2 separate regions of the Homo sapiens genome follow, and region 2 is linked to region 1. The links are chromatin loops, found by intact Hi-C in ENCODE. Cell type or tissue: endothelial cell of umbilical vein. All regions are shown on one strand. Each heading gives the region's core, and the rest is flanking DNA. Links, peaks and the distances in the headings are about the cores only.

What was found. Peaks named below come from ENCODE experiments on the same cell type or tissue, not always from the same donor. Only the 100,000 strongest peaks of a DNase experiment are listed, where the experiment ranks them.
Region 2: it touches region 1 in a loop (14-fold over the local background); 7 of 110 quality-filtered maps call a loop at or near these places.

Annotation. Positions count from the first base shown.
Region 1 is chr6:128,510,827-128,516,982 of GRCh38, reverse strand. All of the region lies in intron 1 of PTPRK (protein tyrosine phosphatase receptor type K), which reads left to right. Among named protein-coding and RNA genes, the nearest start is that of PTPRK, 6.7 kb to the left of the region's middle. In endothelial cell of umbilical vein, for the core only: no CTCF peak of the experiment used is centred there; a DNase peak (open chromatin) is centred at 932; H3K27ac peaks cover 1,473 bases.
Region 2 is chr6:127,969,886-127,973,885 of GRCh38, reverse strand. PTPRK (protein tyrosine phosphatase receptor type K) reads left to right here. Exons shown (of 30, transcript NM_002844.4): 28 at 59-222; 29 at 729-864; 30 at 3,606-4,000. The coding sequence ends at 3,659. Among named protein-coding and RNA genes, the nearest start is that of PTPRK-AS1, 56 kb to the left of the region's middle. In endothelial cell of umbilical vein, for the core only: no CTCF peak of the experiment used is centred there; a DNase peak (open chromatin) is centred at 1,645; H3K27ac peaks cover 545 bases.

The sequences.
Region 1 (6,156 bases), core at 921-4,920:
GTCAGCACAATGATCGATTATCCTTAATTTTTTTAACTTACCTCGTATAAATCCTTACTTGAGTTAGACCCATGGAAGAGTCACTATTAACATTCCTGGCATTTCTAACTACAGAAAAAAATATTTTTAGTCAGTTTCTTTAGCTGTTTGTTTAACTGTTGGTTCAGGTTTTCAACTCTGTGTTGAGAATAATATGTAGCTTTCTAGATGCAGTCTTATCAATGACCTAGAGAGGGACTATTGTCTCTCTTGTATGATAGGAGCCTGGAAATACAGCTCGAGATCCTGCTTTGTCTATAGTTCCTGACATGTCACCCTGTTGATGTGCACTTAGAATGCTGTAACTCATCTAAGCAGCACCTGAGCAGTATCTGACTCCTTGTTGTCTCTTTAGGTGAGATTAATTTCTCTTATACTTATTACCTGCTAGGAAGATACTTTGGAGCCAGCTTGCTTTAAGGTTTGCCTGTTAGTTTTTTTTGGTTTTGATTGGCTAAATATCCCTCGATCCCTCAATTCATTAAAACTCCACGTTCTAATCACTAGCAATCATATGTAGCTGGACATTTCCAGGACTGTTTTTTTTTCTCTCTCTAGTTCTCTTGCATCTGACTCTTGATTTTCCTAGGTCGTGAGATGTAGTTTTGTGTCTGGCCTACCCAGACGGAAAGAGGAGAGTCTGGCTGCTGTTTGGACATTGGCATGTGTGCTGCTGACAGCTCTTCTCTTTGTGCTCATAAAAGTGAATTTCAAAAATAAATCAACCCCTCTGCCACTCTGCCCCCTCCCACACTCCCTCCTACTCTTTTCTAGCAAAAACAGAGCCCCACATATATATACACAAGATCACAGCCCTTTTGTTTTTGCCAAATATATTTTAGTGCTGTACATGTCCTTAAGAACTGGAAATATGACTCATCCACTAACCAAAGCTAATGCCAACATTCCCACCAAATCTCATATTTCTAGCAATGATGGTTTGTTACAGGTTTTTCTGGCCTTTAAGGTAATATTTAATTCATGTGATAAGATTCCATATAGAAAAAGTGTGTTGGCTACTAATATTTTTAAAGTGCAGTATACCAGGTCTACTCAAACTGGTATTAAAGACAGTGAACATCATGCTAAATAGGGATCTGTGCTGCTCCCATTTCCCCTACTTGCTTTTCATGGAGTGCAGGAAGAGAGATGCTGGAAGATTGAGAGCAGGAAGCATCAAGAAAGTTTACAGATTGTTCTTAAAGACAAAACAAAGAACACAGGGATTCTGTGTGTGTGCACGTGTATGTGTGTGTGTGAGTGTGTGTATGTGTTTTTGATCTTTTACTTAATTTTTAGAAGAGGAAAAAAGTCCTATGGTATTTTTGACTTGTTTATTGAAATCAGCCTTTGCCTTTGCGCAAACACATTTTCTAGTTCTGTCAATGTAAAAATTTCCCTCTGTGTATTCTTCTCAGTCTTTACACTTTGATCATATGTATCTGGTCTGTGTTCCTTCTTCAAATGGTGTTTCTTTTTGCCTAAAAAGGTTGTAATTGCTTTTGAACATGACTTGTTTTTTTAATCAAAACTCATGCTGTTTGTCATAGTACTGAAAAAAAAAAGTACAAGACATCAATTCATGATAGGTCTTAAAACAGTATTTGATAACAAAGTAAGTGAATAATACATTAATCAGGCTATTTTTTATTTCAATTGAAGCAAAAAGCAAACTTGCATATCCATGAACTAATCTTTTAATGTCACAGAACATTTATTTGTTGCTGTTTCTGAAGTCTTTAAGTTCCCTTTTATAAATGGGGATAGACAATTTCAGAACCACATTGCTTGATATTTTGAGATAAGTGAGATAAGTTACATACAACTATGCCTTGGAAAACTGAAAAAATGTTATGATGTTTGATATCAGTGTGAACTCTGAATAGTTTGTAAACTTCACACTCCACATTAGTGCAAATGTGTTTTGTGAAAATACTCCTAAAGAAACGTAGTTTCACATAAAAGGTTTTTAAAGTTTCATGAAGATTCTGTTGTGGGAAGTATGTTTATTTTCCTTTTGTATTCTTGTGGGAATTCTTTTGATCTGTATTTAATATTTTAATAATGAAAACTAAGTGTATGTAATTTTAAAACTTAGTTTCGTGAGGTTTTTTTTAGATTGTTGAGGTTCTGGGAAAACACTGGGCCTGGGATCTAAGGATCACATTGATCCTCTCGTGGAACATTGCCATTTCCCCACTTAACTCTGGTTGAAATTTTTGGCATTCTCCTTCGTGTGTTGATAATCCATAAAAATTACAAGTGGCTTATTTTGTCACTTACAGTTGTTTTAGGATCAAATTAAGTTGTCCTAAATGGAATAATCCGTGTTTCCACTTGATATGATTATTGAGCTCTGATAATGAAAATGATGAACAGGGCAGTGCTGGCTGAATCCTCCAACAGGTGTCATTCTAGGAATTGTTTTAATAAGGGGAATTCAGAAACAAGGCAAAATAAAATAGTGCGTAGTGGAGTTATTGTTTGTATTTATTTTGTTGGGAAATGTGAAAGATGTAAGTATGTAGTCCTCTGTGTGAATACACACACACACACACACACACACACACACATCTTAACAATGCTAGGACTTAGTTGTAGAAACATTTAGGTTAGAAAGAAGGTAAGGGCATCTAGAGATGGTATCAAAACTCCATACTTAACATTTTTGGAAAGAGTAGTGAAAATAGATCACTACTTTATTTCATAGATGTAGAAACAAGTGGAAAATAAGCTGTATATAATCTATACTGTATACTATACTATACTGTTATACTTTTAAGGATAAAATAATAAATCTTTCTCCAGATTGGTATCTATTAATATAAACCCTTCCCAGTGCAGCCTGTTCCTTAACCAGCTGCTCATAGGCCGATTCTCCAAGCGCTGTTCAAGGCAGCAGCTGACCAGCCACAGAAATTCCCTTAATCCGTGTTGGATAGTGGAGGTGACCTAGCAGCTGCTTAAGTGACAGACTGGCAACAGTTCCTTGATGTGATTTTTCTTAGGTCATTCAGTAAATTCAAGAGTAGAGAGGAAGGCTTTCTAGGGTCCTCACTACCCACCCAGGGATTGATGACTGATTGCTTCATGGTCATTGGATTCCTCACTGCAAGGTGTCCTGGGATTTTGTGGTTCATGGACCAATATAATTAGCATCATCTGGAAATTTGTGATGATCTGTGATCATCAGAGTCACCCCAGATCTACTGAATCAGAATCTGCATTTTGATGAAATCCCCAGGTGATTTGATGGAACATTTAATTCTGGGAAACACTGCTCTAGGACAAAGAAAGCTCAGTTTAAAAAGATTGTCACATGAACTTTACCATAGAATTTCAAGAATATTGCAAAAGGATTAATGATAACCTGAAATACATTTCCTTGGATTTATATTTCTTTTTCCTTTCTTTTTCTTTTTCTTTATTTCTTTCTTTCTTTCTTTCTTTTTTTTTTTTTGGAGATGGAGTCTTGCCCTGTCACCCAAGCTGGAGTGCAGTGGCACGATCTCGGCTCACTGAAACTTCTGCCTCCTGGGTTCAAGAGATTCTCCTGCTTCAGGCTTCCAAGTAGCTGGGATTACAGGTGCGCCACCATGCCCAGCTAATTTTTGTATTTTTAGTCAAGATGGGGTTTTACCATGTTGCCCAGGCTGGTCACGAACTCCTGAGCTGAAGTGATATTCCTGTTTTAGCCTTCTAAAATGCTGGGATTACAGGTGTGAGCCACCATGCCCGGCCCCTGGAGTATATTTCTGATCAATATTTACTTGATTATTATTTAATATTCCAGACACATCAAAACAACAGTACTATACAAGCTTTTTAAAAGAATGCTCAGATGACTTTGAAAAAAAATATTTTCATAAGAGACTAAAAGTAAGACTAGTTTTGGTTATGAATATTTTGTATAAGAATATTTAAAGATAAACATACTCTTCAAGGAACCAAACATGCTATATGCAAATCATTTTTAGCATAATGTTATGTTGATACAGGAAATACTATTCCCTCTGACATTACTAGTAGCAGTCTCTTGCTTTATAATTCTCTTTTTCATCTAAGTGTAATTTAAGATCTTTGTAGTAAGGAGCTCATTTATAGGACAGTCAAATTTAATGAATGGGAGTTGGTAGGTAGAATGCATTAAATATAACTGGTGTTCTTTTTATTATCTTTTGTGCTCATATTTAAGAACAGAGATTCTTGTCAGTTTTCTCAAGAGAAAAATTATGATGTAATAGACAGTGTACACTATTCATGTCAAAACACAATTTTACTTGCATTTTATAGCTTGCTTTAGCATTCTTTTAGAAAATGAATTTTCCCAGAAGACCTAATTGCCTTCTTATTAATGAGCCTGTAAGTGTTTTTTGTTATCCATTTACTATTCTAAATGTGTCTACTTGTGCTAGCTGTTTCAACAGTGTTGTCTCTGATTAAATCACAACTGCTATATTTGTTTTTGCCATTCACTAGTGATTCAGAAAATATTGGCATAATGACGTGGTTATGGCAGAGACTAATAAAAAACAAGAAGTAAAAATTAATGTTCACCCATTACAGTTGGCTGTATCATGAGATCAGAAGCTGGAGTTTGGGATAATAGCAACGTTCTCTATATTTTTGATACTGTAAATAAAAGTCTGCATAACCTATATTGTCTTAAATATAAAATATATAATTTATTGAATTAATGAACTGTAAATCAGTGTATTTCCATATGTACTTAATTTAGACACTAATGTTTAAAGAAAGATTTAATAGGAGACTGATCACTGTTAGAGGAGAAGTAGTGGTGGAGAGACTCTGAGAGGGCACTTTCGTATATCTTCAAGAACTTCACAGTTACTTTTTCTAGTTTGACTCCAAATTCTGGAACTTGTCTTTTTTACTAGTACTGCTTTTATTCTTATGAGCAATAATTAGGTTCATTTATTTTCTTATATGTTGGAGAAGAGAGCTTTTCCTAAAGCAATTGCAAAAATAACAATATGAGCTGTAATTTACTGAGAGCCCATGACCTGCTAGGGCCTGTGATCAGTGTTTTACATAATTTTAAATCCTCACAATATCCTTTAAGATGAGGATCATCTCCATTTTACAAACTAAGGCCTCGAGGGGTTAAGTAATAACTTGTCCCAAGTGGCTATATGAGTCACTGGTAGAGTCAAGATTCGTTAATGAATGTACACAAATGTTTAAAGATTAGACATTTCTTTGGTTGCATCTTGGCAGAAAATGTAACCCAGACTGGTTGCAACAAAAGGTGAATTTATTTGTCTCTCCTAACTACAGTTCAGGTGGAGCTTGATTTAGAAGTTGACGTAATTCCACTGAGACATGATGTTTCTCTGCCTGCTTAGTTTAGTTCTAGGGTATTCCAGGAGCTTCTTAGGCTCCATATAGAGGCACGATGGCTGTGGCAGCTCCCACCGAACAAGATCCCAGGTTCAAGTCCCTTAAGGAAATGTGAATTATCTGCTGGTTGCACCTGATAAGGCTCTAAGGTTTACAGTGCTTGAATCCACTGATCTTGTTTCCAACCATTGAATCTAAGGCTCTGACTGAGGGGAAGTTAGTGTGCTGATTGGCTTGGCCCAGGGTTTGTAATCTTTCTAATGGGGAAGAAAGAAGATGGGAGATGATGGGGAAGAGACAGTAGGATCAGATTGTTCTCTGTTGTGGACCACTAGGTGATCTCTAAGTGGGAAAGCGTGGAAGAGAAAGAGAGGAAAGAGGCAATTTGTGTCTGGCAGGCTTGTATACATTTACAGATCACCTGTTTTTAATCTGAGAGTGTTTATTTATTGGCTTTCCCTTTAAGGACTACTTTAAAGCATGAATTTATATTATTTCCATTATTTTATTTTCCTTGTCTCAGTATTGAATTAGTCTAACATTAAAAATTTGTAGAATTTGGTGTTAAAAAAGATCTTAGAAATTAATGACCCCTTCATTTGACGTAAGTTGCCCAAAGTCATACAGGTAGGAAGAACTTGAGCTCAAATTAAAGATTTTAATGTATAGGTTAGTGTTCTTACTATATATGTATCATATATTAATGTATACTATATATATATCATTTTCCTTAACAGTAATCTATATAATTATTAT
Region 2 (4,000 bases), core at 1-4,000, 540 kb after region 1:
ACTTTTTAGTAAAAATTGTAGTCCCAGCGTATTTACATAAAAACACTTCCCTCTACAGCCACAGGAAGGTTATCTGATGGTGCAACAGTTTCAGTACCTAGGATGGGCTTCTCATCGAGAAGTGCCTGGATCCAAAAGGTCATTCTTGAAACTGATACTTCAGGTGGAAAAGTGGCAGGAGGAATGCGAGGAAGGGGAAGGCCGGACGATTATCCACTGCCTGTGAGTAGGGCAGCTCAGCCTGTCATTCATGGGGCCTTGGTGCTTATTTTCTCATTTTCAATGTTAAAGACTATCTGGCTTGCATCTTATGGACCTCCCATAGATGTTATTTTTAAACAGTCTTCCTGTCTCATGAGTCTATAATTAACTACTAAGTTTATTTTGTATATTTTCTAAATATTGATTATTATATAGCTATATTATTTAAACTCTTTGGAACACTACTCGTAACAACTTCTGATTTACACAGTTTACAAATATATCAGAATCTCAAAGTCTAGATTGCAGCAATCTATGCCTATAGCATTTTCCTGAGTATAAGCTACTGATCTAATTTCATCCTCAAGTTTTCTCCTCTCTGCCTTGTACACATATAAAGCAAAATTAAGACACAAATGGAAAACAATTAAAACTACAATGTCTTATTTTCCCAAACATATATGATGGTGTGACCTGTGGTCACTTGGTGCTGCTATCTAAAATGCCTTTGCTTTCTTTGCTTTCAGAAATGGTGGCGGGCGAAGTGGCATGTTCTGTGCTATAGGCATCGTTGTTGAAATGGTGAAACGGCAAAATGTTGTCGATGTTTTCCATGCAGTAAAGACACTGAGGAACAGCAAGCCAAACATGGTGGAAGCCCCGGTGAGTCACAGAATCTTAGATTTGGAAGGCATCTTAGAGATTAGTTAGTCATATACCTACTTATTGATTTGACTTCATACACACATAGGGAATCAGATGTGAAAATGAGACGTTGTGGGGACTTTCCTGCCTAATTAATACATTGCTGAGCATCCCCCTCTACCCACAGACACTTAATCACGTATTGCATAAACTGCTAATCATGAAACTATTTTCATTTAATTTGGGAAATTTGTAGGATTTTTTTTCTGTTATAGCCAAAAAATATTTGCTGCAGTAAACTTTGGTAAATGGTCCTATAAGAAGAATAAATCCTATATCAAGGCTGTATGTCTAAGGGATATAGGTTTCATCAGTACCTTAGACACCCAGTATTTTTAAAAGGCAATGAAATTTAGTTTTGTCATTATCTATAATTATTCATTCATTTTCTGATCAAATTGTAAATGGTTAAACTATCATGGTTAAGTTTTCAGCTTTTACCAACTGTAGAGGGCAGTTCATATCATGCTACTTGAGCTTGTCAAGGCTCGTAAAGTCAGAACATAGCTTACAAAATAAGAGCTGATAGGTATGTGTGTGTGTGACAGTTCATCTAGGTGAAGCTGTATGCAGAGTAAGAAAGAAAGTTACACTTATCTAACACATTTTACTTCTAACGAGAGATATCTGTGGGTTACACATATGTATGTGCATGGTGGGATCAGGTTGGGAGCAGCTGTGTAGTGTATGCTCACAGAAAAGTAAACCAGAAAAACCAAGGCATCATTGTTGCTTGCCCTACATTTATCAAGATGATCAGATAACTAGAATGAGCAATTCAATAAACCTTTAAAGTATTTCACCACTTCCTGCTCATGGATTGCTCGCACAAGAGTTGCGTTGCTTCCTGAGACAAAATCTGAAGACTTAGGTTTGTACTGTTTCACTTTTACAAGCGGTACCAGACTTCCACCCTTTCTACAGGTGTCCTCAAACTCCCTACACCACCTCATTTCCCTGGGTTGTTGCAGCTGTCTACACAAGATTACATTGGTTTTGATTGGGGTGCTGGCTATGGAGATGAGAAAGGGGGGATGAATCGGAGGGATTTTTGAGGGAGAACTCTCAGATCGTCTTAGCAACTAAATGAATAGTGGTTATGTCTCTAAACTTTGCGATTTGAAGATTTCTTGATGTAAACTCTGCCTCCATTTTTCAGGTCAAGTCTTAAAATCATCAGTGGGATCATTTCTGACTTCAGAATTCAACTTTTACCTTCAAATTTAACTGATTTCCCACCTTTTTTAATTAAAAAAAAAATCTATGGTTAAACTGTGCCATTCTGGGACCTTCCAAAAAGTTACTATTTTCCTTTACATTCATGTCCCGTGAATCCTGAACACCCCACCCTCTGATTTGTGTTTAATCAGTGTTGATGATTAGTTTAGTGAGCTGTGGAGTTGAGCTGAGGAGTTTGGTGAGGAGATTTAGAGTGAAGGCAATATTGCTGGAGACTGCTTAAAGAGACATAACTATTTCTAGGCACATTTTGGTTCCTTGAATGCACTCGCCACAGTGGTAGGTGAATTTGAATCATAACTACTTGGTGAATAGTGTTGGAATGATAAAGACCTCTTAAGGAAAGTTTTATTACCCTAGTTTATTGCTGGAGACACCTCGAACTTCTATTCCAAAATAATATGCATTTTAGACTGTTCTCCAGCCTGAATTTTACCCACTTGAATGAACTGAGTTGGGAATTTTTAAATGAATTGCATATTATAAGTAATAGTTTATGATATGGTCTCTGAATTTTTCTAAATTCTTATTATGGAGCAAGTCCATAGATGGGCTTAGAGGAAAGGCAGTTTTAACTCAAAAATTTTATTGCCAATATGTTGTCTTAAACATATAAAGGCAGCAGAAATACATTTTCAGGTATAAGTAGGCTCAAAATTTAAGGATCACTAACCATTCTTGAAAAATTTGCTTAAATACTCTGATGGACAAAAACAGTGTCAAAAATTAAGAACTTGAAATTGCATAAATGGCTGTTTAAAATGGCTGGCTTTTTTTTTCTCAAGGAAATCATCTGAAATATATGGAGAAAAACATTTGCAGTTTATCACTGTAGCATTATAAAATAGAGAAAAAAATAAAAGCAACTTAATAGTCAAACAATACATATATTTGATTTTTATGTGGTATTAAAAGATGTTAAATAACATGGAAAAAGAATTGTAACAATGTTAAATTTTAAAAGTTACATTTAAAATTATATTTTGAAATATACATAGTTATATTTATTCTAAGATAATTATTTCAACCATGCACAAAAAGAACTGAGGCAAACTAAGGTGATATTTTAACAATTTCTTCTGATGATAGAATTATAGCTCTTTTTCTCATTCTTTATGTTTGTTCAGAATGTGTATATTCTTTATATTTGTACAGAATTGTTCTGTAATGATCAAATATTACTATTATAAACAGATAAAAAATTATAGATATTTAAAAAATTGATAGAAAATATGCGGCAAAGATAAAATGTCTTTTTAAGATAAATTTCCTTTTTCTTAAATGGATCATTAGACTCAAGTATAAAATATGTATGCCTAGATATTAATCTCATATATAGAAAAAATAAATTGTAATCCTTGAGTAATCTAAATTGGTTGTCAAGTTTCATTTGGTAACTGTTATTCAACATTAGTCTCTTTCTTAAGTTTTCTCACTCTTTGTGTTTTGACATCTTTCAGGAGCAATACCGTTTCTGCTATGATGTAGCTTTGGAGTACCTGGAATCATCTTAGTTGGGTGAGACTCTTTAAAGTGCATCCATGAAGAAACCTGTCCATCTATTGAGCCAGCAGCTGTTGTACCTGTTACACTTGTGCAGAAAGATTTTAATGTGGGGGGTGGGAGACTTTTACATTTGAGAGGTAAAAGTATTTTTTTTATGAAGTTGTGTATCTTAATAAAAAGGACTGAATTAGTTTTTATTACTATATTAAAGCATCAACATTTCATGCCACATAAATTATATTTAATAAGAACCAGATTGAAATGAGAACGTATTGGTGTTTGTACAGTGAACATGCCACCTTTTTTCTCATGGTTTCAGTAGAGCAGCTACCACATGTTGCATGAGTTC